2 separate regions of the Homo sapiens genome follow, and region 2 is linked to region 1. A link is a loop called in an ENCODE intact Hi-C map of the cell type or tissue named here. Cell type or tissue: dorsolateral prefrontal cortex. All regions are shown on one strand. Each heading gives the region's core, and the rest is flanking DNA. Links, peaks and the distances in the headings are about the cores only.

Evidence for each region. Hi-C counts contacts between places; a loop is a spot of excess contacts. Peaks named below come from ENCODE experiments on the same cell type or tissue, not always from the same donor. Only the 100,000 strongest peaks of a DNase experiment are listed, where the experiment ranks them.
Region 2: it touches region 1 in a loop (4-fold over the local background); 4 of 110 quality-filtered maps call a loop at or near these places.

Annotation. Positions count from the first base shown.
Region 1 is chr5:146,939,610-146,956,187 of GRCh38, reverse strand. It overlaps a transcript of PPP2R2B not described here. Among named protein-coding and RNA genes, the nearest start is that of PPP2R2B-IT1, 28 kb to the right of the region's middle. In dorsolateral prefrontal cortex, for the core only: a CTCF peak has its summit at 8,831 (motif pointing right); no DNase peak of the experiment used is centred there; H3K27ac peaks cover 1,170 bases.
Region 2 is chr5:146,639,324-146,655,901 of GRCh38, reverse strand. PPP2R2B (protein phosphatase 2 regulatory subunit Bbeta) reads left to right here. Exons shown (of 10, transcript NM_181675.4): 6 at 5,178-5,355. Among named protein-coding and RNA genes, the nearest start is that of PPP2R2B-AS2, 84 kb to the right of the region's middle. In dorsolateral prefrontal cortex, for the core only: a CTCF peak has its summit at 9,270; a DNase peak (open chromatin) is centred at 8,061; H3K27ac peaks cover 2,844 bases.

The sequences.
Region 1 (16,578 bases), core at 5,929-10,928:
TTTCTTTAATCCCAAAGAACATGTGTATTTTACCTTTGTTCTGCTTTCTAATGACTTTGTTGATATCCCTTCATAACTATTTTCTTAGACTCCTTAGAAAGAAGACTATTGGGCCAGGCTCAGTGGCTCACACCTGTAATCCCAGCACTTTGGGAAGCCGAGGTAGGTGGATCATGAGTTCAGGAGTTCGAGACCAGCCTGACCAACGTGGTGAAACCCCATCTCTATTAAAATTACAAAAATTAGCCGGGCACAGTGGTGGGCATCTGTAATCCCAGCTACTCAGGAGGCTGAGGCAGGAGAATTGCTTGAACCCAGGAGGTAGAGACTGCAGTGAGACGAGATCATGCCACTGCACTCCTGCCTGGGTGACAGAGCAAGACTCTGTCTCAAAAAAAAAAAAAAAAAAAAAAGTAATAGAAAGAAGACTATTGTTAATGACAACCTATCAAGTGACCAGACAGAGGGACAGAATCTGTAACCTCTTCCATGCAGAAGTAAATCAGGACACCTGCACTCTGAGAGTAAGCAAGCCCCTTTGTTCCAGTTCTTCTTGTGCTGGGTGTTAAAAAGAGTCAGAAGAGCACTTCTCTTGGGAATTACTTACCAAGCATTATTTGAATGGCTTAATTTTTTTATGGGTCTAGTACTACTAGCATATGGAGATACTGTAAAATTGATACTTCAGGTGCTTCCAATTTATCTGGGGACGTAATTTATAGTTTTCATTACAGAACAATTTAAAACATTGTATAACTGAATGCTGTGCCCTATTTACTTGCTACTCAAAATGTAGTCTAGGCATTGGCATTACCTGGAACTTGTTAGAAATCCAGATTCTCAGGCCCACACCCAGACCTAATGAATCAATATTTATAATTTAACAAAATCTGTAGGTGATTGATATGCACATCAAAGACTTACCAGTGGATTCTTGGACCAGTATTGAGCTGGATGCATAAGAATCATCTGGGGGCTTTTAATTATTCTGATTCCTAGGCTCCAACAATAATGTATTATATTTTAGCACAATTGGTAGAGTATGAGCTCTTGGTAAAGACTGCTTATGTTTAAATTATGGTTTTCACTCTCACTAGATGAGTTAATGGCCAAATAATTCAACCTGACTGAGTCTATTATCTCATCTATGAAAGAGGGAAATTATACCTACTTGGGAGGACCATCGAGCAGATAAGTTATTCATCATGGTTCTTCCTATACAGTAAGCATTCAGAGAAACTCTGGCTATTTTTATTCTGATGGTCAGTGAAGTTTGGAAATACCTACACTATGGGATTGTACCTGGTTTATTTTACTGATTAGAAAATATGTCTTTTGGGGTAAGAGCTAAGTAAAGGAAACACTCAGTAGTATCATTGCCACTATACCCTCAACTCAACACACACACACACACACACACACACACACACATATATACACATATTCATATATGTATACATACACATATGTACTGGTGCGTGTGTTTCTCTAAAGATCTCGGCTCTCTTTTCATTTCTTTTAATTTTTTATTTTCATAGGTTATTGGGGAATGGTGGTGTTTGGTTACCTGAGTAAGTGTTTTGGTGGAGATTTGTGAGATTTTGGTGCACCCATCACCCAAGCAGTGAATACTGCACCCAGTTTGTAGTCTTTTACCCTCACCCCCTTCCCACCCTTTCCCACTGAGTTCCCAAAGTCCACTGTCATTCTTATGCCTTTGCATCCTCATAGCTTAGCTCCCACTTATGAGTGAGAACATTCAATGTTTGGTTTTCCATTCCTGACCTGGATGAGATTGGAGACTATTATTCTAAGTGAAGCATGTCTTTTCAATTCATACATTTTCTGGAGGTCCAACTGATCTGCTTAAAAACTGACATGGGAATCATTTCAATGTTAGTCATTCCATTTTAGCAGAGCAGTAGTTGTATTAAAGTATCCTCATATATTTTGAGGTCCTGGAGAACTAATACCAAGAAAACACCTTCCAGGAGTGAGGTTCGGAGGAGGGAGAGAGACTGGCTCTGATGGCTCCCCAAACTGAAAAAAAAAAAAAAAAGTCTCTTGGTAAAACCAAACTATGTGATCCTCTCTTCTACAGGGAAATGCTGTCATAATGTGGTATTTATAGGGAAAATTAAATTGCATGCACACCTGCCCCCCAAGTCTACCTCACAGATACCAATTGGTAGATATTCATATCCCAATTTAGAAATACTGGAGACTTCAGTTCTTTCTTAGTGAACAACCAAACTAGTTGATGCTACCAATTCTCTTTTCATGCATCTCTACCCATTTTCTGGCTTTGAATGTCTTATTAAAATATCCACATTTGTGTTTAGATGTATGCATTCTTACATAGGAGTTTGGCATTGGATACATCCTCAGTAGCCGATAGTCACCGAAACCTATTTTTAACAGTTAAATAGGAATAATAACTACTTCATGGGATTGTTATAAAATTAATGGAGATTGTGTTTATTGAAGGGCTCAGTGCAATGTTTAACACAGGCTAAGTATTCCATAAACATTGGCCATTTTGCCATATTAACTTCTTCACTTGGTGGGATTCATTTTCTTCTGATAATTTAGCAAATTCAGTTTTGTATCACTTTATATCTTTTTGTGACTTAAATAACAAGTATTTGACCAACTCCATTAACACCACTGAATTCATTTTTGCCTTTCCTCCCCTAACTTATGTGAGGTTCCCATCGTTTGAAATAAAATGCTTGTTCTATAGTAATATATGGCAACTCAGTGACTTCTATGTTTGGAGCTGGTGTATCCATTGTGCCCTGGATGATAAAATTATACCCCGTATACCTTGGTAGCAACCTTGCAAATGAACTGGAGTATTACATTTCAGACATATTATAAATTGCAAATATAAATATGTCTGTGTAAGTATATGTGTATGTATTTTGAATGCAACAGCTACAGGTCGAGCAAATGAGGAGAGTAAATGCTTTATCAGAAGCCATGTTGCAGATTTATTCACAATCAGTAGTTTTGTTCAGATGCAGATTCATGTGCATTTCTTACTACACTTTCTAGTTTATAACTCAGTGCTCTGTTTTGATTAGCAGGAGGGCATGTAACTGAGTATCAGCCATTTAGCTTTTGGCTTGTGAAGCCAGGGATTCTAAATATTGTTTATCATTTTTACATATTTTATCTGTTAACCTCAGAGATGGGTTTTATTTTGAAACTTTGCAGCTATCTGCCTAAACTTACTATGATTTTAGTCCCCTACCCCTCTCACTTATTATCTGCTGTTTCTATTCATTTGCTAACATTTTGTCTGAAGTGGATAACCATCCAGGTCATCCATTTGCTAAAGCTTATGACTCTCACATACCTAGCAGCCAAGGTTAATCACATAATCTCACTCGCTCACACTTTCCACTGACCTTAGCTATAATCTATCACCAGACCAGATCCTGCGGTTCCAGACTATACAGATGGTGTTACTGCCTTTCTTATAACATTGTACCTTATAGAGTTCTTCAGTTGCAAGCAACGGAAACTGATCCTGGCTAAAGCTAGCAAAACAGGACATTGTTGGCAGAACATAGGTAGTTCAGCACATTGAAAATCTAGCTGAGAAAGGGTTGGAACTGGGCAGCTAGGGTGTCTATGTATCCAATTGACTGTCCCATCTGAAAGCTATTCCAGGAATTAATCGACCCCAACTTTTTTTCCCCATCCTTGTGTAGCTCAGCTCAATACCCAAAGTCTTGAGAGAGACAACGTGATCATTTTAACTTGGATCACATTCAAGGCATCCTGATTGACAGCCTCACTAAGATCACACACAGTGATGGAAAAGAGGTGCCCCAGCAGGATGCTGTTGTCTGTCAAAAAGAGTGAATGGATGGAGAAAAAAAAATCACCACAAGTACTTTATGGTGTTGTTTATCTTGGTTTGTAATAATAAGTGATCATTACAAAGGACTTGGTCATCCCAAAAAAAGGATTTAAAAAATCAACAGGGCAAGAAAGAAAGGGAGAGTTATTCCTTTACTCCCATGGGAAGATATTGAAGATCATGATAATAATATTTTCAGTTTACTCATATACGTAGAATTTTATTTGTAGAATCTTAGCATTACAAAAGTGCCAAAGATTATAAATTTCCATGATCCTCTAATGCCAGGGTGGATCACCTACATTAAGTCACTGAGGAGCTTTAAAAAAAAAAAAAAAAAAAGATTCTATGTAAATTAGTTCAACCATTGTGGAAGACACTGTGGCGATTCTCCAAAGATTTAGAACCAGAAACACCATTTGACCCAGCAATCCCATTACTGGGTATATACCCAAAGGTATATAAATCATTGTATTATAAAGATACATGTATGCATAGGTTCATTGCTACACTATTCACAATAGCAAACACATGGAATCAACCCAAATGCCCATCAGTGGTAGACCGGATTTTAAAAATGTGGTACCTATATACCATGCAATATTATGCAGCCATAAAAAGGAATGAGATCATGTCCTTTGCAGGGACATGGATGAAGCTTGGACTCATTATCCTCAGCAAACTAACACAGGAACGGAAAACCAAACACCTCAGGTTCTCACTTATAAGTGAGAGCTGAACAATGAGAACACATGAACTCAGGGAGAAGAAAAACACACTGGGGCCTATTGGGAGGGACCTGTCGGGAGATGGGGGAGAGCATCAGGAAAAATAGCTAATGCATACCGGGCTTAATACTTAGGTGGTGGGTTGATAGGTGCAGCAAATCACCATGGCACATATTTACCTATGTAACAAACCTGCACATCCTGCACATATACACTGGAACTTAATTTTTAAAAAAAAAAGGCATGAGGAACTTTAAACGGGGAATGGAAATGTTCTATATCTTAACTGTGTTGGTGGTTACTGGTTACATGGGTATAATAATTATCAAAACCCATCAAACTGTACACTTAAAATGCATACATTCTATTGTATATTATACCTCAATAAAGCTGATATTAAAAAAAAACAAACAAAAAAGAGATTCCAGAGTACCATTCTCAGAAATAATGCTTTATTTAAATCTGGAGTTCATCTCCAGGAGTGAATTTGAAGAACTGCCAAGTGGTAAGTGAGGTCTTAGATAGAAGGGCCATTTGCCTGGGTCTTTCAATCATGAAAAATCTCAAATTTAGATGCTTGACCTTATCTCTACCTGAGGTTGTATACCATCATAGTATACCAGGATTTAAAGATGACTGTATTTACACCCTTTAGTGTTTTATCCATATTGCCGAAAATTTTTGGCACTAAGAATTAAATATTTCTTATATATCTGTTAATTACCTGGTAAATGGCATACCTATGTTGTTTGTATCCTATTTTGTGCTAACAGCATTAATTTGTTCATGTAAACCTTGGAAATTATACCATGACTTTAGTCACCCTCTTTTGACATTTATTCAAGCAAGAGACTTGGTCTGTCTTGGCATCTGGGAGCATACAACCTGTGATGTTAGGTCCAGCACTTAGAGTCTTTCTAGGGATACTATGTACAGCCTAAACAGTGACTCTTTGGCTGTATATTTATTTTCACTACCTTTTAAAAGCATTAAAAAGAGCTGTCAGTACTTGGAAAAGTACTGATGTTTGGCCTTGTCTCAGAGCAGTTGAACCTGAACTTCAGGGGATGGGCCCCAAATGTCACCATATTTCAAGGTCTTTCCAGGTGATTCACTGTGCTGCCAACTTGAAACTTAAATTTTTTTTAAAAAATGTGACATAATTTTGGATAAGTAGAACAACTGTCAGGCTCTGTGCTCTGTCTTTGGCAGTGATATCAGCAAAGCTATTCATTTTTTTAATGGTGCTTTAAAAAGCTAACAGTACTTCTTTAACATAAATTATCTATCATGTTCAAAGTTCCCTGATTGCCTTATTTTTAATTTTTACAGGTAAAATGTAGGTATATATATTTATGAGGTACATGAGATATTTTAATACAGGCATACAATGCATAATAATCACATCGGGATAAATGGGGTGCCCATCTCCTCAAGCATTCATCATTTCTTTGCGTTACAAACCTTCCAATTATATCCTTTTAGCTATTTTTTAAAGTACAATAAATTATTGTTGACAGTAATCATTCTGTTGTGCTATCAAATACTGGCTCTTACTTATTTTTTCTAATTATATTTTTGTACCCATTAATCCCCACTCCTATCCCCACTACCCTTCCCAGCCTCTGGTAACCATCATTCTACTCTCTGTCTCCATGAGTTCAATTGTTTGTCTTTCTGTGCCTGGCTTATTTTACTTAACATAATGTACTCTAGTTCCATCCATGTTGTTGCAAATGACAGAATTTCATTCTTTTTTATGGCTGAATAGTATTTTATTGTGTATAGGTACCATGTTTTCTTTATTCATCTGTTGATGGACACTTAGGCTGCTTCCAAATCTTTGATACTGTTAATAGTGCTGAAATAAACATGGGAGTCCAGATAGCTCTTTGATGTACTGATTTCCTTTCTTTGGGGATATACCTGCTAGGTAGAGCTGGATTATATAGTAGCTCTATTTTTAGTTTTTTGAGGAATCTACATACTGTTCTACCTAGTGGTTGTACTAATTTACATCCCCACCAACAGCATAAGAGGCTTGCCTTTTCTCTACTTCCTCAGTGGCATTTGTTATTGCCTGTCTGGATAAAAACCATTATAACTGGTTTTTATTTTAACTGGGGTGAGATGATATCTCATTGTAGTTTGGATTTGCATTTCTCAGATGATCAATGACATTGAGCACTTTTATATATGCCTATTTGTCATTTGTATGTCTTCTTTGGAGAAATGTCTATTCAGAACTCTTGTCAATTTTTAAAATCAAATTATTAGATTTTTTTCCCATTGAGTTGTTTGAGCTCCTTATATGTTCTGGTTATTAATCTCATGTTGGATAGATAGTTTGCAAATATTTTCTCCCATTATGTTGGTTGTCTCTTCACTTTGTTGATTGTAAAAAAAAACTATTCTTGAAGCTTAATAGTACCACTCATGTCAAATGTTAGCAAACTCCTAATCATCTGTAAGTACCTAGCACATGTATCACCTTCACCATGCAGCATTCCTTGACCTATTCAGGCAAAAAGTTATTATCCTGTCTTTTATGCCAGGAATTACCCATGAAGTTCTGTTACAAGTACAGATACATGACCCCAAACCCAGTGTTTCAGAAGCTCCATGGGTGCCCTTTCTGAGATTCTGTGATTTTTAGCAAAGTCCTTAGATGAGTCTTATGTACAGCAGTTTCAGGAAACATTACTCTATGCCCTCATGGTATGTGTGCATACTTCTGTTGTTGCACATTCACTCAATTATAGTTACTTATTTACCTGTCAAATGTATCTACTAAACCATGAGCCTCTTGAAAGTAAGGATATTATCTTAATTTTAACTCTCAAGTCCAATCATAATGCCCTCTTAATAGAAGTTTTTGCACCAAATGAATGAATATGAACAAATCTCCCCAAATCAGCCAAATTTCCTTTAATGATTCATGATTTCTCATAGGAACACATGAATTTAAGAAAACAAAATTATAAAGATTAAGTTATTTCTTTTTTTCCCTTTGTTTTCTACTTAATATATAAGACTTAAAGAATTTAAGCCTTCTTTTCATTGTTACATTTATATTTTTGTGTACCTACATCAGGCACTATTAGAAACTAGAAATATAATAATAATAGCTAATATTTATTGAAATTTTACCATCTTCCAGGAACAGTATCAAGGACTTCACATGCATTAAGTCATTTCATCCTCCCAACTAACCTATAAGACAAATAGGTATTAACATTATCCCTCGTTGTATAAATGAGGAAACCAAGGCACAGACAGAGTAGATAATATATTTAAGCCAAACACCTAGGAAGCAGCAGAGCCAGTGTTTAAACCCAGGCAGTCTGCATCCAAAGACAGCTCATGCCCGTAACAATGTTTCCTGCCTCTGAATGTTGAATAAACATAGTCCCCAGTCTTAAAGCCTCATGGGAGAGACAGACAGTCTCAAAAAGTATTTGCATAAAGTGTTAAGGGTTTATAGGGTAAGGGAAACGATTATATGAACACAGCATGGCAAGTTTTAAATTTTGCCTTGAGAGGAGTAGGGGAAAAATATGAATGAAGAGAACTTGGCTTAGCCACACAACCCTGTGGTCTCATGAGTGCATGCCTTTGCTTATGCTACCACTTCATTAGGAATCCCTTTACAGAGAAGGTGATTGGGTTGAACATGAAAGGTGATTAGTGGGATTTCGCCTTGAGGAAAAGAAGAGAACGCAAGGGCATTCCTAATGAAGTGGTAGCATAAGCAAAAGCATGGACTCATGAGAACACAGGGTTGCATGGCTAAGCCAAGTTCACTTACAGCGGCTCCAAAGAAGGAAGTGGTAGATGGTGAGATGTGAAAGGACAGTGGTGAGAAAGGTGCATATGGCCGTTAGATCTCTCACAGAAAGTCTAAGTGATTTGAGCAACAAGAGAATGTATTGCCTCATCAAGCAGTCACAAAATAGGGCTGGCCCCAGGTATATAAGGCTTTAAACCATATGTTTAGTTAGGCACCTTGTGTCTTTCTTCTGGCCTCTCAACTTGGCTTCTGTCCCATTGGCTCTGTTCTCTGGCTGCAGCTCCAAGCCTCAATCATCTCATTACACAAAGCACCAAGCTCAGCGACTGAGACAGTCCACTTCTCCAACAGTTCCAGAAAAAACAGGAAATGAATTTCATTGACCAGATTTCAGTCACGTGCTGGTCCCTGTTGATCCTGATCCAATCACTAGAGGGCAGACTGCACAGATGTCTAAACCACATATTCAGGCTTTGGAAATTATGAAGTAGGCGCAAAGCACATGCAGGTAGAATAATGAAGAGATAGACCCCAAAGTAGAATTGGGGTGCTGTTGTCACAAGAAGAGAGCATAAATGCTGTGCAGAAATATAACAAATATCCACTGAAGTTGAAGTTCACATTTTGAGAGATCCTGAATGTTGTCTGTAAACTAACCAAGGCATCTGCCTCATATTATGGAATTTTTCCCTAAACGTTTAGTAATGAGCTTTGTCTGATTACTGACCTTGTGTAGATCTCTGGTTCCTTGGGGCTGAAACTGAAGAGCAGGTTGCTGTCTTTCCTTCAGTTGTGAGGATGTTCAACATAAAACAAGATGCAGGATTGAGCCTTGACTTTGGCTTTCTTGAGAAACACCCTCTCAGGCTTTCTCTGCTGAGTATTTTTTAAAGCTGTCTAAACGGATACCCCCACCCCTACCCCAACCACCCAATTCCCGTCCTATTGGCAGCCACTTTAGAAGGGAAGTGTGTGAGATGGGAATTGTTTAGATGGAAACAATCCTTCTGTAATGGCTTCGGCCTCCTCTGGCATGAATTGAGCATTTACAGTAGTGAAGCCATGTTTTATTTATGTTATTTCCTCAAGACCTCTGGTTAGCTTCTCAATTTGCAATGCAAATTAGACATAGAAAAGATTTTATATACTCTACATACAATTCTCCATACATCCACATTCAGTGACAAATTGTAATCTTTCGGCCTAACAGTTCTAGTGTAATTTTAGATAATAAAAATATTCACCACTTACAGTTCTAGCTTATGCTAATAGACCCACAGTCATCAGAGATGCTGAGACTAAGCAACAGACTTGGGACTCAGAAAAGTAACACTATTGATTGCACTGCCTTTTGAAAATGAAACTTGCAATGAAAGACTCTAACTTACACCCCAGAACTTGGAAGGAGGAGCAATTACCATGAATTCAAGCATCACTTGGCATGTGAGCTCTTGCTGTTGTCCTATCATACTCCAAGCAGTGGTGGGGGGACAGGGGGAAGACAGATATCAGAGCCACCTTTGAAAGATGGGAAAAAAAGACTTGTCTCTCTTCATCTGGTACTGCTTCAAGTTGATTGCTGAAGTGTGCACAGGGGTAGTTGGGCTATACTCGCTACTAGCTAATTGTATGTCCTTTTGTGTAAAGCTGTTGCTTAAGCGGCTACAGCGTTAAAAGGGAACACAGGGATAAAGAGATTTTAGATAAATCATTTTATAGAATCCACATGACTAACGGCTGGCTTGGCTCAAAAACTAAATTGTGAATTAGAATCGATAGCCCAAATGTAACAAATCTCACTCAGCCTCTGGTCACACTTCAGTCTCTGCACAATCCCAATATTTGTCTTTATAAGGTAAGAGTTGCCAGCAGCTGACGACACACTGACCATTAGGCAGGGGTCCATAGTAACACCTGGCTATTAGAAAGATCTGACACGTGTCTCAGCTCATTCTTGGAAACAATGGTTCTTCTTGCATACCATCAGTAACATTCTTTCTCAAATCGAATTGCCTTACACAATGATTTTCTGTCTTCAAAAATTAGACTTATGTGCACACAATATAAAACTATGTTATCCCTGATGACAAGGCTGAAAATGCTTTCCCCCACTGTCCTCTAAACTTTAGGAAAACAAATTGCTATTTTTATTTCCTATTGCCTCTCCAGTGGGTGCACCCTGGGCACACAGCCCTTAAAAAACATCATCAGCAGCTGCTATAGCAGCACAACTTTAGCTTCTTGTTACGAAAAGCCTCTGGGTTGCAGTGGGGAGCAAGGTAGTCAATATATCGGACTTGGACAGTGCCCAAACAACTATTACAATTCAGACCATGATTTCTGGCCCAATTCTGGAAAAGTATTTGCTTTCCAAGATAAAAATCTGTTTGGCAGAAAAGAAATGTTTGTTTTAAAATAAAATCCATTTGGTTAATAATTATCCACCCAGTTTTAGGTTGCTTTCCTCATTTCTGTAAATAAATTTTCCTACATTGCCTCTCCCAGTGATTGATGAAAAGTGGACTTAAATTTTGAGGAAGGAACCTGAAGAACATATCCAAGTCCTCACTACCCTGTTTGGTAATAGTTGCATCTAATGTCTTCTATTTTTCTTCCTGAATTAACTAGATAGTATAGTGTGTAGGAAGTACAAAGCAGGTATTCATCAGGAGTTACAGAGATTTAACATGGGTCATTAAAGTGCTGTATGTTGGCCTAATTTGAAAAATAATTCCCCAACTATGGCTAACGTATACTAGAAGTCAGTTTGTCTATCTGTGTAAATGAGGGTTTTGCAAATCTTAAGTTAGAACATATTTGTCAAAGAGTCAACACAGTAAGTTACAAGAGGGCATCTTTGGTTAAATAACAGAAGCTGATCTAATCACTAATTTGCCATACCTTTTCAATGAAAACAAACTATTAGACTCCTCTGAGAGACCAGATCAGACATTCGTTTTCTTCTTCCCTATTATCTAGATGCCCTTTTTTCATCACAGTATTTCTTTACCTTTAATAAATTGTTTTAAAGGTTGAGGACTACCAAGGGTGGAGGAAGGGCAGGGAAGCAAGGTTGCAAATGAATTTTACTGATAAAATCAGCCTTTTCAGGTGCTATCAACTTGAAATAAATAGAGCTCTTATACCACCTACACAGTCTTCCCGCTCCTGTGAGTATTCTTCCTTTTTTTTTCTCTTTAAATCATGGGACACAATTCTGCTTTCTCAGGAGATATATTGAATTTCAATCAAACTATATAAAACCCAGCCAAAGAAAATCTGGTACAGGTCAACCACTGTAATAATGTGGAAAGGCTAAGAATGCTGCTGTTATTTAATCTTGTGATTTCTCTGAACCTTTCAAATCGTTTGGCGTTTCCTTGGGTTGCATAATCTAATAATGAAAACAAAATAAGGTTGTGGGATCTACCTTTTCTTTCTTTCTCTCTCTGATCTAAAGCTTGAAAATCTCTTTTCAATCTCTTCCCTTCAATTAATGAAATAGTTTCCCACCCCACTCCCATCCTGCCTGGAGACACAATTGCCATGGTTACCTGGATACCTTTTCTCAAAGAATATATGTAGTGGCAATCGGCAATTTAGACGTCTCAGCGTATTGCACTTAGGAGCAGTAATGAGACCATTATGGAACTACTTGTAGTGAAAATACTATTGATGTTACAGTCTGAGATTAAAACTTTAATTTGTATTCATTTACTCCTTTAAAGAGATAAGGATGAGGAGGCTGGTCTCTGTAGCTAAATAGCAAGTTACTGACAGGAAATGTCATCCACTTGAGACAAGGTGTTGGGGCTGCCTCTCCTTGAACACATGTCAATGAGGCTGAAAGAATAGACAGAATCACCCACCAATCCAATACAAAGTTAGCAGTAAAAGGCCAGTGTGAAGAAGGGCGTATTTTGGGAGCAAGTGTTCCTCAATAGTGAATCCATGTGAAGGATCACGGAAAGAGATACGAAGGGATATTGTCTTCATTTTATCTGAAAACAGTGCTTGTTTCAGTAAGCTGGATTTGGATCCTCTCATATAACTCCTTACAGATTTTCTCTGGGGAAAGAATACTTCTCTCTGAGCTTATGCCTTTCTGCTATAAAAAAAAAAAATGAGTGCCTCTCTAAACCAGGGGTCTTAACATCAAGTCCATTCTAAAGAGTTGAAAGATGGTTGGCAAGTAATTTCAACTACTGATAATCAAAAGGCCCAAATGTGCCAAGATTGCAATTTAAAGAAAACACATTAAAATGGAGTCAAGATTAACCCTGTAATGTCATTTACTTTCTTACAACCTCATGGGCTGAATGGGAGAGAAAAGGGTTTAGTTACAGCAAGAATGTTGATAAATTCAATTAACTATGAGTACTGAAGCTAAAAGTACTGCTTATTACCATGGCTCAACATTATGTCCCTGATTACTTTTTGAGTATGCATTTTTCTGTGAATTAGTACAAGGCCTTTGATTAAATGAAACTGATCTCTTGGAAAGGCAAACAGGAAACACACTAAATTTCCCATTCACATTCCCAAACAATGTAATTTTGAGTGACTTAATAAAGAAATAAAACTCAGTTCAATCAGAATCTCTGGATTGCAATTCCATACCCTGTACTAAAAACATGTGTGGATGGGTCAGAATTAGAAATTTATCAAAGTGTGAAAATACTAGATTAAAATTATGGATTTGGGCCGGGCGTAGTAGTTCACGCCTGTAATCCCAGCACTTTGGGAGGCCCAGGTGGGCGGATCACGAGTTCAGGAGATCGAGACCATCCTGGCTAACACGGTGAAACCCTGTCTCTACTAAGTACAAAAAAAATTAGTCAGGCGTGGTGGCGGGCACCTGTAGTCCCAGCTACTCGGGAGACTGAGGCAGTAGAATGGTGTGAACCTGGGAGGTGGAGCTTGCAGTGAGCCAAGATCATGCCACTGCATTCCAGCCTGGGTGACAGAGTGAGACTCCATCTCAAAAAAAAAAAAACTATGGATTCACATTTATTACCTAAGAATAAAGAAATGCCATGATTTAGAATTTCACATAGGAGAACATAGAAATATTCATAAATTTAAAGTTTTTAACATATATCATACTAATACTTGTAATCTAAAGGACAAAGAAGATGGGAGAAACAGGAGTTCTCATGCATTATTGGTGGGAATGGAGTTACTCCATTCTTTCTAGTGTATAACTTGATAATATGTATAAAAATGCATATTTTTCTTCTACACAGACATTGTATTTCTAAGCATTTATCCTAAAGAAGTAATTGCACAAGTGCAACTAAAAAGTGAAAGAAGAAAGACACATCACAGCATCATTTGTTATAATTTGCACAAAACTGTAGACATCTTCAACTGCTTCTGTCCTTGAACTTGACTTATTTCTGACGGTATAAGAAAAGAACATTTGTTTTGAGAAATATTTGAAAAGACATCCACCAAATTGTTAACATGGTTATTTTTGGTGGGAGGAATCTAGATGATTTTTAATTTCTTCTTTATACCTCTCTTTTTCACTAATTGTATTAGTTTTACAATCAGGCAACAATTTAGCTGTTAAGGGTTAAATCATGTTCTCTCCAAAATATGTTAAAGTCCTAACTCATAGCACCTCAGAATGTCATCTTATTTGAAAAGAGTCTTTGCGCATGTAATCTGAAAAATCAAGTTAAAATGAGATCATTCTGAATTAGAGTGGGCCCTGATCCAATATAACTGTTGTACTCATAAGAGAGACACTCAGGAAGAAGATGGCCATGCAACTGGGGAGGCGGAGACCGGAGTGAGGCATCTACAAGCCAAAGAATGCCAAGATTGGCAGCAAACACCAAAAGCTGGAAGAAGCAATAAAAGGTTCTCCTCTACAGGTTTCAGAGGGTGGTTGCCCCTGCCAACACCTTGATTTCAGACTTCTAGTCCCCAGAACTGTGAAAGAATAAATGCCTGTCATTTAAGACACCTAGTTTGTGACTTTGTTATGGCAGCCCTAAGAAACCAACACAAAAGCTATTTTAATTTGGGGAGGAAATTTCATTTACTATACAGATGCAATAAAAAGTCTCTTCATTCTGCTATGCCACACATGGACTAGCAAACTCCTCTATTAACTGTTCTGCATCCAATATAGTAATCTGAAATTGAATTAATTGCTCATAGAAAAAGGAAGTGGAAAGGTTCTATCAGGTGGGCACAAAAGTAATTGCACCAACCTAATGTTTTTTAGTTTTTCTACAGATGACATAAATGCTGATGTGGTTCTGAACACACCCCTAAGCAACAGAAGCATCATTTTTCAAGGGCCCCAAAGACTCCTCCTTCTCTGAACCATCACAAGTATTATGAATTATCCAGAGATCTGTCTTATTGATGGACTACCTTAAAGAATTTCAGGCCGGTTTGTCATAATTTTCATGTTTTCCCTCAACCATATTAAATGTGACTATAACAATGAGCTGAAAGGAAAATTAGGTCCCAAGTGTTTTGGTATTTTTTCAGTATCGAAGGTCAACCACATAGCAGTTAGCCAGAATGCATTGTGAACAGACATATGGCATTTGTTGGGGAGAAGAAAGGGTGGGAGGAGGAGTGTCCTGTTTTCCAGCTGCCTTCCAAAGTCAGGCTTGATTGCTATAAAATCTTATTGCATTTCATGTAGCCTCATAATCATTTTCTTTCTAAAATGGCCTTTGGTAATCTTGAGAACAAAGAAGACAAGTCTCCAGGAAACTCATTCCTTCTGATTGTGCTAGGTCTTCAGCAATGTAAAATCGAGGCTCTAAATGCACCAGCGGTGGACAAATGTCCTAGTCCAGTACTAAAGTCTGAACACTAGGGCAAAGAACTATTCAACAAGGAATACTTCCAGGAGAAGGCTACGGCTTATGGAAAATATACTAGGCTGAAATCACTCATATTCTCTTTAGAGTAACTACACTGATACTAATTTAATAAAATCATACCTGTTTGGATGCTCATATGATAGAGAATTCAGTGGAACACAGACAACTGTGGATGCATGGGGAGGATATGTATGCACCTAGTGTGATTTGGAAGATAACTAAGGGGCCAAGGATTAGTCAAGCACTTGGGCAGTTTCAAATGACGGAAACCCAATTCTATCAAGTTTATACGAAGAAAAGGAAAAGGGATTTTGTTGGGAAATCAAAGGGTAGAGGTGGCATTCAGTCTCTAAGGGCTCATTAAATATGTGTCACTGTGCTCCCTTTTTAGATATGTTCTCCTTGGGCAGTAGCCTTATGTTTTTTTTTTTTTCCCCTAGCAAATGTTCTTCCATCTGGACTTCTTCCATCTGGCCAGAACAAGTAGGTATAACTCCTGACTGGCATTCTTATGGCTCACAATCCAAAATGAAAGCAAAAAAGGGAGAAAAATTCTCCTTTCTCTGTGTCCATATATAAATATTCCAGAGAAGTTCTCTGTTGGATTTGGAATAGATGTTCACATTTGAATCAACTATCCTGGCCAAGTAGATGTGGCGCTTCAATCATCCAGGCCTGAATCTGCAGCCAGGAGGGCAGGGCTCTGAGACTTGTAGCTCTATTAAGACAAAGTGGAGTGGAAAGATCAACATGGAGTTCTGCTATCCAGAGAAAGAAGAAAATGATGCAAGAAAGACAGACAGTAGATGCCCACTAGAATACTTTTGTTCACCAAATGCTAACTCATCTCTTCTTGACCTAGACTTCCATGGCACTTGAAATCTTTGTTTTACTCTTTTAGGTTACAACTGCCATACATTATATAAAAAATAGGTGTAGGTAGATAGATACTATGTAAATATTCAAAGATTACAAATGGCTCAAACCTTGCAGAGCTGACAAAAAGCAATGACAAGCCAAACTCTATAAACAAGTAAATAAAACTTGATTGCAAAATAAAACTTGTACATGAGCTGAGCTTTAAATTAAGGAACAGTTAGGTATATAATGTTGGGAAGTATAAGAACAGCTTATTTTTTAAAAGCAAGCTATACATAAATATAAAGCTACCTTGAAAAAAATGTCAAAAAGGCAACTCACTAATTTGGGGATAAAATACAAATACCAAATGCATTGTTACAATTTTTCCTATTCAAGCAGGAATACTATGTTTGACCATTCAAAAATGTTTCCTCTATGAAGCAGGAGGTCCAGTTCACCTCATAAATAGATATA
Region 2 (16,578 bases), core at 6,247-11,246, 300 kb after region 1:
CTCTCTTTGGGGACCTCCCACCCACCCTTCAAGCCCTGCCTAGCTTGGTAGTCTTCTCCTTTCTGAGGTCTGCCTTGGGATCCCCAGGCAGGACCCGTTTGGTTCATACGGCCTGGGCAGTGCCTGATGACCTCCATGGCAGCGTGATCGCCCTCGCTGAAAGATCTATTTACTTGTCTGCCTCCCAAGCATCTGAGTGTGCCTTAAGCGACTAAGGGTATAGACTCCTGAGTCAAGGAGTGGCAGGAGTGCCAGGCCTGAGTACTCGCCCTGCCTCAGACTCACTGTGAGCCTTCAGACAACTTCACCTTTCTGCCTCAGCTTTCTCATCTGTGCAATAGGGATTGTAACATCTACCAAGTTAATCATAGGATAGCGATGAAAATTCACTGAGGAACTGCTGAAGTGTTTAAAAAACTCTGAGCAGTCAGTTGGGGAAGAGGATAGACTGAAGGCTGTGCGATTTGAGGTGGGATGGTCACGGAAGGCCTCCCTGAGGGGGTGACATTTGAGCAGGGACTGATTGAAGTGAGCGGGGAAGCCGTGCCACTCTCTGGGGGGGAAGAGCTTCCCAGGAATATTACAACTGAAATATATCTCTGTAAGCTTTATTGCAGATTAGATTCAGGCTGCTCTTTTGGGGCTTGGGACATTATTCGGTTGATATTCTAATATAATACTGGGTGTCCAGGCAAGACACAGTGCTGGGATGTGCGTCCTTTGAAAGCAGCCTAGGAGAATGAGCTGAAACTCAACCAGGGTCAGAGAGGAGGGTGAAGCACCTGAATCGGGGGACATCACTGAATTCCAGCTGCTCAACACAGAACCACCTGCAGACAGGCCAAGGACTGACCGCTCAGAGGGCCAAGGACTGACCACTGTTCACTCAGCACATCCCTTGTCTCCGCCTTGATCCTAGCCCCATCAATTACTCTGCCAACATGGCTCAGACAAGGTTTGAACTGAGTTAAGACGTCCTGGCCTGATCTGAATTTTGTCTGGCTCTGCTTTTGTCATTTGGCAAAAGGGCATTCTGGTCCTGTGGAGGATGGCTCAGGCAGATGGTGTGTGGGAGCAGAAGTCTGGGACAGGAAGCAGAGACCTAGGCTGTGCAAGCAACCCCGGAAGGGTGACCATGGACAAGGTGCTTAACCTCTCAGACCTCAATGACCTCATCTGTAGATTTCAAGAACTACCCTGGCTACTCACTTTCATACTTTGCTTATCCACAGAAATAGTTCTTTCAGCATGATATTATTGAGGATGCAAGCATATAATACCAAGAATAATGAAGGAGGAGAGGCCTAGACACTATGGCCTCCCACTGTAAGACTCCCACCACACACACAGATGATGTCCTAGGAAGAGGCTCTAAGGCAAAATGTTCCCTGATTTGATGTCACATCCATACACCACAGAGCCTTTCCAAAGTGTTAGGTTAAACCGCATGAGATTGCTGATATTTCACAATTTTTGACTTGCAAACATGGCAGTTTTGTATTTCAACCTAATAGTTTCATTCACAGTAGTGGCTAGGTGTGCTCATTCAGGAACCAAATTAACTGGCTTCAGATCCTAGCCCCCAGCTTATTCTTTGTGTGACATTGGACTGGATACTCCACCTCCCCCCACCTCCCCTGTAAAATGGGGCAAACAGAGGAATCTTCCTTGGAAGGTTGGTTACTGAGGGCGCTGGAGGAGATAACACCTTGGAGTTGGGTGGGGCAGGGAGTCAGGGGTTCTAAACTCAGTGACTGGCACAAGAAGCTCTCCGTGTATGTTTCCAGAGACAACCTTAACAATTGACTGTGGACCTGACTCAGGGAATAGTGTCCGGATCTCCTTCCTGCCTGGCCTTAAAGGGAGAATGTGGCCAGAGCAGATGAAAAACACAGTCGCAATGTGGTTTCCTAATCGGTCCATCGTGTCCTGCTTGAACCACCAAACTTCCCTCTTTCTCCTTGTGAGGGGAGTCACTGGGCAGCAGACAAGCCTTGACGTAGGCCTGGGACTGATGTTGGAATACCACGAGCGGCATTCAGCTCTCCATCCCCCCTGTCTTATCTGAGCAAAGCATTAGAGGCTCCATCCCCAGATACCTACACGGAGCCCTTCCCCATTAAGTAGTACATCATGGAATATGTCAGCCTAAATTAGCAGGCAGGCCCATCACATTAAGCTGAAGCTGTGGGCTGGCAGCTCCCACTCTGTAATGCCTCTTGTTCCTGGCTGCATGCTCCCTCCCATGTCGCCACAGCCACAAGAAATCTCTGCAGACAATGCACGGTAACTGAGGAGGCCCGGGGAAGAGTTTAGGAGGAGCCACAGGAAGTCCTGCAGATTCCATTTCTTTTGTGACCCTTGGGGTCCTGCTTTGAGCTCTGGTACCTCTTGACGGCAGAGGAACCAGGTAGCAACCACAAGCTTCAGGTGGGGAGCTCCTTTGTGACAAACTATAAAAGCATGGCACACATTTCTGAAAAAATAGATGCCCTGTTCAAATACCATGAACACCTACAACACCTAATTGAGGTTTCTTAACTACCACACTACTATGAATACCACTACCATTATAACTACCAGTAACACTAGTTATTCCATAAATTCTCCTGGCAATTTATGTCACTTTCAGAGCATTTATCATACCTACCCTGTGTGATATTTCAATGTGATGTGGTACAGTGGAAAGAACATTCACTTTCCAGTCCCCGAATTAAACCTAGCTATGCTTCCTGTAGCTGGGCAACCCTGGGCCAGTGACTTAGCCTCTCTCTGCCTGAGTTTTCTGTTTGTATGAGTACCTATTTCACAGAGCTTTTGAAAGAATTACCTGAGATTATGTATGAAGAATACTTGACACAGAGAAAATGCCCAATAAATATTTTGGTGTAGTGTTTCTCAGGGCAAAGTCACTTTTTTATCCATCGCAATGCCTTAACTCAGGCATGCCCTTAGTTGATGTCCAAAAGTGTATGATCTTCACTTTAAAAATTCTACCTCATTCTTCCTCTAACTTGTTTTCCATTGTACATCTGGACTGATCTAGTCAAAACCTGGATTTGATTATATCACAATCATTGCAAATCCTTTCATTTTTTTCCCTATTCACTTGGAATAATGGCAAAACTTTTTGGGGGGGGGTGTTGCCTCCTACCTAGCCTGTCACCTCATCTCCCACAATAGCTCCCTTCACTACTTCTGTCTCAACTACAGTGACCTATCAGTTTTTCACTCTTGCCTTGTTCACCTCTATCACGGGACCTTTGCACATCCCTCAGACACATTCTCCCTTTCACTCCCCTCCTGGCCTGGTTAAATCCCTACCCATCTTTCACATTCCAATACATACATTCTCAGGGAAGCCTCTTCAGTTCTCCCTGAGCAGGTTAAATCCCTCTTGGCAGTATATCCTCTCTTTTGCGCACCTAGCCCTTTTAATTATGTCTATCTCCCCTGACAAGAACAGGTATATGATGCCAGGACCTGTGTCTGGTTCTGCTTACCAGTTGAACACTCCAGGACTTTGTGTGGCACTCAGTAAATATTGTTGAAAGAGTGGGTAGGAGGATGCATTGGAGGTCAGATCATCTCAACAAAACCCCAAACCACCCTTTGCGATAGTGAGAGCACAGGGAGCATGGTCACTGTTTTGCAGACAGTGCAATTGAGCTCAAGCTTAGGAGGAGCAGGTTAGTTGCCCAGACCTCATAGCCTATTGGTTAGTGGTGAATCTGATCAGAACCCTGGTCTCCCATTCGCTGCCACACACACTTAATCTATAGGCCCTTATCCGTAATTGGGATGGGGGACCACAAAGACTTTCCTTCCCTTTCCTTTCCTAGTATTCAGAGGACCCCTGACCCTTCTACAGCCACACCTCAAGTCACCTGTGGTTTCTGGGTTATCAAGTACCACATCTGTCTAGAATTCTGTGTTTCCTCTGAATCATTGATTTGATTTAAAAACTCCCGCATAGGTGAGTTAAAGTCCCTCAAGTCTGAACTGGGAGAATTCTTTTTTCTAAAAGGTTATGTTGGTGAGGTGACTGCACTTCAGAAAATTTAACTTTTGTTTTTCTTCTCCTCGCCACCTGGGTTGAAGCCAATCCAGAAGTTGAAGTCTTAATCTACCACCTGGTATCAAATCAGTCGGGGCTCAGTTGCAAGAAATGATTTGCTTGAAAAGAAAATAGCTTTGGTTATTTTATTATCTTGTTTCTATTAAGTGACCACACCTGTGTTGTGGGGTTTTGTCTGTCTTGGGTGTTTTTTTAGTTTGTTCCCTCTCAGGCATTAGTGTTCTTATTCTCTTTCTTTGTAGCCAGTTCACCCAGAACTCAAAGGAGGAAGAGTGATAGGTCTTTGTTCACATTTGCCAGAAAGACGGTCATGTGTGGGAAACTATTTAGTTGCCGATTCTCTGATCCACCAGAAAGAAATCATTTAATCATGTATTCTTACTCATTCAACAAATACTTACTGAGAAGTATTTATGTATCAGTAAGGTGACCATATCATTAATGTTCAAACTGGGACAGTTTTGCATGTAAAAGTGGACACTACCTGGTTCGCACTCTAAGACAAATATAAACCAAGATTTTCTCAGTCAGATGTCATTGGGTTCCCTATATATTAGTGGCTGAATTTGGACGATTAGAGTCTTGGGTGATGCTAAAGTTTCCCAAAATGCCCTTAAGGATTAAGGACAAAGCCAGGAAGGGGTATAGCTTCCAAAGCCATGAGATGAAAAGACATAAAAGATAAATTTAGATTAAAGTTGAACTAGACATTTCTAAAATTTTCCCACAACTCCCTTTTTTAAATAGATTTCATGTTTAAAAAAAAAATAGAACAATGTCTCTGGAAGGTAATGACTCCACAATGGAAGCCAAGTTCCCCTGAGATGAGGCTACCTGGAGGGGCTTAGAAAAATGTTTAGAATTTATAAAGAATGAAATTTCCCACCAGGGCTAAGTGATGGTGATATCTTTTGAAAGAGGAGGAACAGAATGGAACAAGAACAGTGTGTGATTCGTTATTAGCCTCTTCTTTCTCTAACTTGGAGTTTCTTCAATGTGGCTATTATTTTGTGTGTGATAATAAATGATATTAGCATGCACACTCTTTTCCTATGGAAGATCTTTGGTTCTGAAGTGATTTGTTTCTCTTGCATCCCAGGTGCCTGTCCTGAGACCCATGGACCTGATGGTGGAGGCCACCCCACGAAGAGTATTTGCCAACGCACACACATATCACATCAACTCCATATCTGTCAACAGCGACTATGAAACCTACATGTCCGCTGATGACCTGAGGATTAACCTATGGAACTTTGAAATAACCAATCAAAGTTTTAGTATCCTTTCTTTGTGATCAAGAATCAACTGGCCTGAATTAAGAGTATTCAGGTGCGAGTGGGCTGGGAGAAAATATGGAATAGAAATGCAACACCTAGCATTTGCGGAGAACTTGCCCCTTTTAAAATACACTGGCACCTATGAGACTCTTTAATCATAACAATAAAGTTAGGGAAATATTGTTATTACAAGTGGGAGGCCAGGGCTAGCTCTGGATTGGGACTCTGAATCAATTCCTTCATACAGAGGCATTTATATGTCACGAATTAAAATTAGAGGTGATTTTATCAACAATAGGATAAGACCCTAGAGTTCAGGTTCTTTCTCTGTTAAAGGATTCATAAATCTGTATGGACAGCATGGACCACAGACATACTGGTTTCCATTGTCTCATAATAGTGAAAATAATAGTGACTGACATTTATTGAGTTCCAAGCACTTGCAATGGGAACTTTATAGTATTACATTTTTTACCTCATTGAAGTATATTATGCATATAGAAAAGTACATATTATAATTGTACAGTTTGATGAAATGTATAGTATACATATTATAATTGTACAGTTTGATAAAATGTACAGTATACATATTATAATTATACAGTTTGATGAAATTTCAGAGGTTGAACTCACCTATAACCAGCATTGACATCCAGAAACAGAACTTTGCTAACAATTCTCAAGCCCCCATCATGCCTCTTTATATTAATAATTTCTACCCCCAAGGACATATTTGATAAAACAACCCCATAATGTAAGTATCATTATCTCCTGTTTAATTAAAATATAGAAAAGTCGGCTGGCCGCAGTGGCTTATGCTTATAATCCCAGCACTTTGGGAGGCCTAGGTAGGTGGATTGCTTCAGGTCAGAGGTTTAAGACCAGCTTAGCCAACGTGGCAAGGCCCCAACTTTACTAAAAATACAAAAAAGAAATTAGCCAGGCATGGTGGCGGGCGCCTGTAGTCCCAGTTACTTGGGAGGCTGAGGCAGGAGAATCGCTTGAACTGAGGAGGCAGAGGTTGCAGTAAGCCGAGATCGTACCACTGCACTCCAGTCTGGGTGACAGAGCCAGACTCCATCTCAAAAAAATAATAAAAATAAAAAATATATAGAAAGGTAAAAAAAAAAAATGCTGAATAGCTGGGCCAGTATTTTCACCCCCACTATGTTGACCCTCTATTTCATAGTAAAAATTGGTCATTTATTGAATACCTATCATGTGCTCCATTTCTCACAAACCTAAGGCATGAGATTTATGAGGAATGGCACTGAACAACTCAGGTAACTGAACAATTGACCTAGGTATCAATATGGAGTTTTCTCTTCCACTTACCAGCCTCCCCTACTCTAACTCCATCTATCCATGAGCCCTGCCTCTAAAATATATGTCAAATCAACGCATATATCCCTATCTACCTACCTACACTAGCATAAGCCACTGTTGTCTCTCACCACTGTGACTGCAATAATCTCATCTGGTCTCCATTCATTCTTGCTCTTTTATACAGTACGAACCCTTCAACATGTAATTCAAATATCATTCCTTCCCTGATAAAAAACATTCCAGTAGCTTCCCACTAAACTCAGAATAAAATCCAAGTTATTTAACTTGGCCTATAAGATTCTGCGTGATCTGGAACCTGTCTCCATCTTTGTTATCCAGTCTTGTCACGCTTCCCTAATTCACTTCATTTCAGCCAACTAATCACTTTTCTGTTCCTAAGTAAACCTTATTCTTCCATTCTTTGCATTTGCTGTTCCCTCTTTCTAGAATATTTTGCCCACAGCATTCACATGGCTAGTTACATGTCACTTCAGGCCCCAGAGGTACTCTTTCCCATTAACTCTTAAGTAGCTACCAATAACACTATCCCTGTTATTGTCATGGTACTTACCATGATTTGAAATTTTTTTACTTATGTATTTTTGGTTTCCTCATGTTAGGATGTAAATTCTACAAGAGCAAGGGCCTTGTATGAACTATTGCTGTATTCCAGTACGTGGAACACTCTGACATACAGAAAATTATTGAACCTGTCAAGTTCGAAATAATAGTAGGTCATCAAAGTAGCGCTATCCAGTAGACAGTTCATAAAATCTAACCTGGAAATTTAATTTTAAGAGTTATAGTAAAGCTCTGAAGGTTCGTTTATAGAATAGACCCCATAATGGCTCAAACAAATAAAAGATTATTTTCGTATGAAGTCTAATATTGATGATCCCCATCAGCAGGCAGCCTCCTCCAATCAGTAATTCAGAAACTCGGGCCTCTTTCATTTGCAGCTCCCCAATGTTACCATGTTTATAGCAGGACTGTAAAAGGGGAAGGTCATGGAAGATCACAAGTGGGAGATTCCTCTGAGCCATGCCCTAAAAAAGTATGCATTCCATTGGCTAGAATTCAGCCACATGGCTAACTCTTAACTGCAAGGCAGCCTAGGAAATGTAGTCTGGCTGTGTGCCCAGGATAAAAAGACCCGGTTTTGGTACACAGCTAGCTAGTCTCCACCATGGAGAGCACTCAACCGTCTCCAAGGGCTTTCAGGGAAGGCAGCTTTAATCAGATAGTGGCAATTATGAGATATATTTGGAGACAATGAGAACTGACCATCAGGACCATGCCTGGCATATTTTGTTGATCACGGAACAGACTCCACATGCTGTCTGGGCCTGCCTACAGATTTTGCCTGGCAGTGCAGCTGCTAATAGAATGAGTGTGGGTGGTGGTTCCCTTTTTCTCTCTCCATCTATTCCAAGAGCCAGAAATCTGCTCAGGCTCAGCTGGCTGTCACTCTGAGCTTCTGCTTCCCCAGTCTAGGTGACATGTTTTCTGAATTTTGCCTCTAGGCCTTCAAGGGGGAGGGGAGTTTCTTTAGGCATTTTGGGAGACAGATGCCTTGGGGAGAATGCAAAGGGGAAATATTAACAGCGCAGTTTAGGTTATATTCTGCAGATGTGTGACAGACTGCCAGATGCTGGCATACAAATGAGACCGTGCCATTCACCCTTAAAGCAGCCATATGTAAAATAATCATTGTCATCATGAGAACGATGATAAGTGATATCTATATAGTTCTTTTCAACCAGACCGCCCTAAGCACTGAGCCTCTCATCACTGAAGTATAGCCACCTCTGGGGTAGGAAGCGGCCATCTTTCAAAACAGTCTCAGAAAAATACCAGCCACCAGGCAGGTCTCATTTCCACAATGCCCCTTATTCACAAAGGAGACAGAAGAAACATGGTTCAGGATAGAATAATTTGGGATTCCCAAAGCATAGTGTGGCTACTACTGGGGATGGTAAGCAATGTGCTTCTAAGCAATAGTGAACGTCAAAAAACATAACCATCATATCCTACAATTTCATAGATATTCAAAATCTATTTAGATTACAAAGTAAGTGTATGTAAAGCATTAAGTAAATAGTGAGACAAGGGATCTGGAGATATGGTTAGAAAACAGTCATGACTTCCTGTGACTGGCATTTGGTGTGACTTTGGCATTACGGTTGAGAACTCAGGCTTCAGAGTCCAACAAGTGATAGAGGTCTCACCCAGCCCTACCACTTTTCTGGCTGTATAAGCTTTAACATGTTCTTAATCTATCCAAGCCTCCATTTCTCATTTTGTTCATCTGTAGAAAGCAGCTCTATCACGAGAGGATTATGAAAATTAAACACACACACACACACATACGCACGCACACATTTAGGGTAGTGCCTTGCTAAGCAAATGCTCAGTAAACAGGACTAGCACAATCATGATAATTATTGAGAGAACAAGGAAACTAGAAAAGTTGAACATTAGAATGGTAGCTTTTATTCTGCTAATTTTATTATCTGGATTGTCTTTTCAATTCTAGACTCTTCCTTTGGTTCTGCAGTTGGGTGTCCTTTGCAAGATGCTGCCCCCTAGTTACTAAATGTTTTCAGGAACTCTGAGGTCTAGGGCCTTGTGTTTAGCACCAGATCAGAGCAAGGCATTTCTAAACCTCATGATAACTGGTCATGAATTCTCTCCCTTCCATCCATAGCCAGTCTGTCCTTGTCTTGTGTAACAGTTTCCCACATAAGCAGTCAAACTTTCGTCTTAATAGGCTAACTACATCAGGACTATAACAACTCATTAATAGATTAGTAGTTTTCTAGGGCAAGAGACAATAGCAATAAATGAAAATTTATATTAAAAGATGTTGCTTCTTTATGAAAACTATGGTATACCTAGAATCCTTTGAACTCTTTTTGCAGGACTAAGAATGAACTGACCTGAGTTCTTACCTTGTCCAACATGGGATCTATTAAATAGGCCCATATCGAGTAAAAATAAAGACTAGCCCTCAACGATGATAAATTGAGCACCTAGTTTGTGCCAGGCATGAAAATGGGAAAAAACAAATTTGCCGCTTTCAGAGTAATGTTCATCAAATACACTGAGTATATAATTACAAACTGAGATAATTTCTGTGAAGACAGGGAATATGGTTCTATGAATGCATTTTTAAAAATCCTGCTATAGACCAGGGAAGGCTTTGCTGAAGAATTAGTTAAGATCTGAAAGAGGAAGACTATGAACTAACTTGGCAAAGAGGTGTGGAGACATGTGTTCAGTGTGTACAGAGGTCCTGTGGCAGGAGAGAGTATGACATGTTGGAGGAATTCTAAGAAGGCCACTATTTTTGAAGCCCAGAGAGTGAAGTGGAGCATGGAGTAAGCAAGGCTGGGAAGGGTAGCAGAAGCCTCACCTTTCAGAAGTCCAGTCTCTGAATATGAGATAGAGGACTTATCTGGGAGAAGCCAGCTGGACTCTAGGGATACTTCAACTTTGACCTTGGTCCTAACAACCCTGTACAGTGGCTTCATTTTATTTGTCAACCAAGCTGAAGCCCTGTTAGAGTCGATTCCCTAATTAAGGGACCAGGTAGCCTCAACTCTTGGCTTCCAGGTTCTAGCACTCATTACTACCATGGACAGCAGCTTCCTTTTAATTCAGTGGGATTCTGCCAGGCAGGCTTCCAGGGGAACTGTGGGGTCTAGTACAAGTTTCTCCCCTGTTGCTGCTTCAGTGGCTTTCACCCTGCCCAATACATATTTAATATGACACCATGTGTCTCTTTGTCAGTCTCCTCATATTGAGCCTAGGAATTGGCAAACACTCCATGAATATTTACACATTGACTTTTTTTTAAGCTCTTAAGAGAGGAATATCCCTTGGAGTCCTCTTTGGAGATTTCCAGTGTCTCATCATCAAGCAACATGTCCTTTCAGCTAATAAGATCTTTATGTTTCATAATCATTGCTTAATATCCAAAGATTAAATTTAGACCATGGAAAGGGAAAAAGATCTCAAAGCAACTCATGTCCCTAAAAGGAAATCACACTCATCAAACAAATACGCTGTGTTCACACAAAGATATTACTATTTTCTACCTTCAGTACTGGCAGACTTTAAGTGGGATATGAAAAGCCTCAGCTGCTTTTGAATGTGGGTACTTTACCCTGGTAAACATAGATTCCACTCTTCAGCTTGGCCAATGTTTATAATACTCAGCCCTGCAGAAAAGCGTCCTACTTGGCTCTCTTATCCTCCATTGGCTTAGACAGGAATTGGGGAAATACGCATGTCAGTATTAGCAAAATCAGCAGCAAAGGGACAGAGGCATATGAAAGTCACCTCACAAAGGCAATGCATATAAACCCTATCCTTGGAGAAATATGTGCTTCCTTCAGAAGAAGGAATATTCACTCCAGTGTAAAACCACTTAAATTATCTTTTCCATTATCTTGTTTAATAATCAAAATTCTTAGAGGCTGATAGGGTTACACCCATTTATAGGCAAAGAAATGGAAACCCAGAGAGATAAAATGACTTTCCCAAATTCTCTTAGCAAAATGGAGATAGAATCAAAACTGAATCCCAATCTCTGGTCCCCATTTTGTTACAATCACTGTATTTTTCACAATATTATCTCAAACTTTACCCATCGAGATGAGGTTCCTGGTCTCGCAGCTCTCTCACAGATGATTTTAAGCCAGGGAAACTGCTATTTTTTAATGCTTATTGTTTTCTTTGTTTAATATGTATTCATTGTAGAGATTTGGGGAAAATAAAATGACCAAAAATCTTACTACCAATTTTGCTGTCTATACATTGGATTCGCATCACAGTTTTAACTTAATGCTAGCTAATTCAACAATGTGGGTTCAGGGGGAAATAAAAGAAATTTTAAAAGCCAAAGCCAAAAACAATTTAAAACTCCTGATTTACCCAAGAATCTTTCTTCTTCTTTTTTTTTTTTTTTTTTTTTTTTTTTTTGAAACTTTCCTAAGGGAAGAAGTTCAGGTTCCTAATCCACTTTTTTTTGCATTACGATATTCTTTTATTGATATTATTTTTAATACAAATAATACATGAATACAAGTTATTTTTTGGTAAATTACTTTAGCAATAAACAATTCACCTCTTACTCTGCTAAAAGGTTAGAACAGGTTGGCAAACTGCCCACAGACCAGATCTATCCCAAAGTGTTTTTGTAAGTAAAGTTTTGTTGGAACACAGCCACACCCTTTCAGTTACATATTATCTATGGCTGCTTTCCTGCTGCAACTGCAAAGTTGAATAGCGGTGGCAAAGGCCCAAAAGGCTGAAAATACTTGCTGCATGGTCCTTATGGAAGCTCGCCTAGTTTAGGATATGGACTCACACTTTTTTCTATCCATTTATATATCAGGCATATTCACAGACTATTTTATTTTGTATATAGTTGGGATTATACCATATGCCTTTTTCTTTTTAAAACAATTTTTTATTTCCACAGGTTTTAAGGAACAGGTGGTATTTGGTTACATGAGTAAGTTCTTTAGTGGTGATTTGTGAGAATTTGGTGCACCCATCTCCTAAGCAGTATACACTGAACCCAATTTGTAGTCTTTTATCCCTCACCTCCTTCCCACCCTTTCCCCCTGAGTCCCCAAAGTCCATTGTGTCATTCTTATGCCTTTGCATCCTCTTAGCTTCCACTTATGAGTGGGAACATACAATGCCAAGAACCTTCCTTCTATTCAATCTAGGACATATAGAGACATAATTTCTCTCTCCCTTTCCTGCTTTTACTGCTTAGTAGTTATCACTGCCTAATATACTGTGTATAATACTCATTTACCTTGTTTATTGACTGTTCCCTACTAGAATATAGGCTCCATGGATCAGGGGGGCTTGGGGCCTGCTTTGGTCACTACTGTATCTCCTGCACCCAGAAGAGTACTGGCAGGGTATAGATTCTTTGGAAACACTTATAGAATACACAAAGAAAGAAATGAGTGAATGGGCCCTTGTCTGTCTCCCTCTCTCTCTCTCTCTCTCTCTCGTGTGTGTGTGTAATATCTTTTACGTGGTCTTGGTCAGACTGTATATACTTTGTACCTAACTTTCCTTACCCAAAATAGTACACATCATAAGTATGGAAAGTATCCTAAGTTTTTGTTTTGTTTTTCAATACAGGGTCTGGCTGTGTTACCCAGGCTGGAGTGCAGTGGCACAATTACCACTCACTGCAGCCTCAACCTCCCAGGCTCAATCAATCCTCCTGCCTCAGCCTCCCCAGTAGCTGGAACTACAGGTGCATGCCACCACACCTGGCTAATTTTTGTATGTTTGGTAGAGATAGGGTTTCACCACGTTGCCCAGGCTGGTCTCAAATTCCCAGGCTCAAATGATCCACGCATCTTGGACTCCCAACTTGTTGGGATTGCAGGTGCGAGCCACCATGCGTGGCCCTAAGATTTTTTCCAGCCTGAAATACAACTTTATTAAAAGAAAATGTGGAAATTGTGCTGATCATTGAAATCAAAAGAAAAACCATTCGTAAACCCACCCTGATAGAACTATCACTAATGTTTTAGTGTCTTCCCATTTAGCTCATCATTTTCAGAGTATAAGTTTTAAATGACATCATCAAACTGTTGTTAGAATTTTGTGCACTATGGTTTTTACAGACTTGGAAATTTCACTGCAAAAACAATTTAATGAGATATATAAAAATTCATCTAATCACTTCCTTGTTCTGTATATTTATTTAAGTTGTCAATCTTTTTCTAATATCATGCTGGACTTTTGTTTTCATAAAAAGCTTTTTCTAAACTTGGGATTAGGAAATGATGTTTGAATGGCCCCCATGCTACCTCTTACCATCCTGCCATGACCCTCTCCATTCCCTCATCCCACACTGATGAACCATTTGTGGCTCTGGCTTCCCATTTGTTTGAAGTGGATCCCTTAAGGAGTGACCTCCTGGTGTCTTCAATTATTATTTTAAATGATGCCTTAGGCCACTGCCTGGCACAGCGGTGCCCTCACCTTCCCCTCTTCTGCCTTCCAAGCATGGAGCTCAGCTGCCAAGCTGGCTATGCCCCCTCCTGTCCTCAGAGCTGCCTCCAGAGTCCCAGCAGAGAGCCAGATTAACCCCTTTTGTTAGCAGATGTAATTTGCCTGGGCTCAGCATTAATAAGAAATGCCGTAAGCAGTCAGGTCAAGAAGAACAGATCTGTCAAGCCCCAGGGTTAATTTAATGGCAATCTGTTGGCTGTCGGGGTTGTATATTAGCCATGAATTCAATGCTCTGTTTTGCTTTTGCCATCTAGTTATTTGGGACAACAGGGAAATAATTTGGATAGAGAGCTCTAAAGGATTAAAAAAAATAAAAGTGACTGTCAAAATGCATCATTCCATTTTCAAGATTATACGTGGAGCCACGAATTGCTCATCTTCTTTCTCCTTCCCTCCCAACATGAAGGGCAAAATTACATATGCTGAAAACATGGATCGCCCTTTAGAGTTGTGCAGGGGAAAATGCCTGGGTTTCTAGAGGATACAGATGTTGAATATCCTCTCCCATCATCCCCATAAGTCACTTAATTTTTAGCAACTAGACTTCTCTCAAATGTTTCTAGAACTCACCAAATCCTCCAGCAGGTAAAAATCCAAATAATCCCTTATCAGGCTTGTGTCCCAAATTCTGCTTCAAAAAAAAAAAAAAAAAAAAAAAAAATCTTAGAGCACATAAAAATTCTGATTCTGGAAAATGCAGTCACCAAAGTGGTAGGTAAATTAAGAGAGCACAAGCCTAAAGCCAGAAGAGATGGGGCTGCCCTCTCAGATTAGCTGGGGGTCTTTTCAAAGGAACCAAAATTGTCACATTTTGGCCAGCTTTGTGAGGCCATTCCTCAAGGGAGGCAGAGTGGCATGGTGAGAAAGAACCCGGGCTCTGGAGTCAGACAAGCTTGGGTTCAAATCCCAGCTCTGCCCACTGTGTCACATAACCTTGAGTAATTTATCTGAGTTCCCTCGGCTGTAAAATGGACCTGTTAATAATCCTGCCCTCATAAGGCTGAGATGAGGGGCAAGGGGGACAACACATGGAAAGTGTTAGCACAGGGCAGGCCTGGCCCCTGATCAGCATTAGCAACTGGCCATATCTTCCTCTTAACTTCATCATCCCAGTGATTAAAAAGAGGGATAATCATGGTTTATCCCTGGAACCCCTTTGAGTCAAACTAAACAAGCCCTCTACTCAAAAAGGAAGACTGAGACCTGCTGGGGATAGGAAGCCAATGGCTTGGGGATGAGGGCTGGGTGGTGGGTAGGCTTGGAAGGTCCAGTGAAGGAAGGAAAGATCCAGAGATGGCAGCTCTGGGCAGATCTCGTGGGCACAGCCCCACTGGCATCCTTGATGGTGGAGGATGTGCCTGGTTTCATAGACATGTTTAGGCACTTTGTTTTTGCACATTCTTACTTTGGGGCTTTATTTTTAGGTGGGAAAAAATAACTGTAGCTGTAGCACCTCCCCCTCCCACACAGCGAAGATCCCTTCCAGTTCAGCTTGTTTTCAGAGCTATACTGGTAGAGGTTGAGAAAGCTGACACCAGATTTTCTTTCCCTATTTGGAGAAAAGAGAAACATGTTCACAGGCACAGTGGGATATCAAGGCTTGCTCTGGAGGATGAGGAAATCTAACAGCAGCTGAAAACTAACCTCCGTTTACCCAACGCCACGTCATGGCCATAAAGCCCAGGGCATGGGTCAGTGGCTGAGAGAGCACCGGAGCTGCAGCCTAGAGCCTCCTCCTGAGGGGCACAGGCTCTTGCTCCACAGCATGTGATGCTAACTGCAATCATATTTATAACTCTGGCAGAAGTTGAGTTGAAGGGTAGTATTTTGTGAATCCAGGAGACTCACATGCCCCGGAGACCCAAGTAATATTTGCATCTGGGTTTGGTAGGAGAAATTGTAGTAACATGTACTGTTAGCTCAGTCTCATGCCAATTTTAGAAAGAACCCAATAGGGTTTATAAGAGATAATGAAGGGGAAAGAGGCACAACCAAATACAAAGCCATTGTTGCAACAAATTGCATGTTGGAATGTTGTAGCAGGAGCATAGTGATGTTTGATCATAGATGATTACTTTGTTAGTGCTAGCGGGACTAAAAATATCAGTGCATTTGCTTGTACCGCATCTAAACTCTAAGGAGGGGACTATGCTACTAGCTTAATGAAAAGCATACAAGACTTTCATCCATCTCAGTCTAATGGGGCAGTTATATCAAGTTATTGCTTGTTGATTCAATACATTGTTGTCCAAAATGTGGTGCATAAACTCCTGGCACACGCATTTGCAGTTATCACATGTCAATTTTTATGCATATTACTTAAAATGTAGCTACCTTATTAAACCCATGATTTTATGAACATTGGGTTACTGTTTAGATAAAGCTAAGTAAAGAAAAAAGTGAATCAATTTAAAGTTGATCTGAAAGAAAAATGTTAAGTAAAAAGTACTATCTGATGATGCACAGATAGGGCAAAAATCACAAAGGTGGCTCACGAGTAGGAAAATCTAGGAAAAGTGGGAGTCCTGTTGGTCAGCTTTACTGTGTAACAGCATCCACATCACAAGGCTTGTTCTTTGCAGGATGTTGCTGGGTCCTCAGACAGTACCTCGGCCCCTCTGTGTCCTGATCCCCCAAGCTCTGGGTGGAGGTGTGAAGAGATCTGTACAAACCCACTCCTTCACTCATGCCAGACATCCCAGTGAAGGGGTTTATTTTCATTGAGTCACCTTCATAAATAAAAGACTAAATGTTTCATTCCAATATACAAGGATATGGTCTTTAAAAAATAGAGGTATAATTCTTGATCAGAAAGGGAAATACTGAGAAAAAAAAACCCAG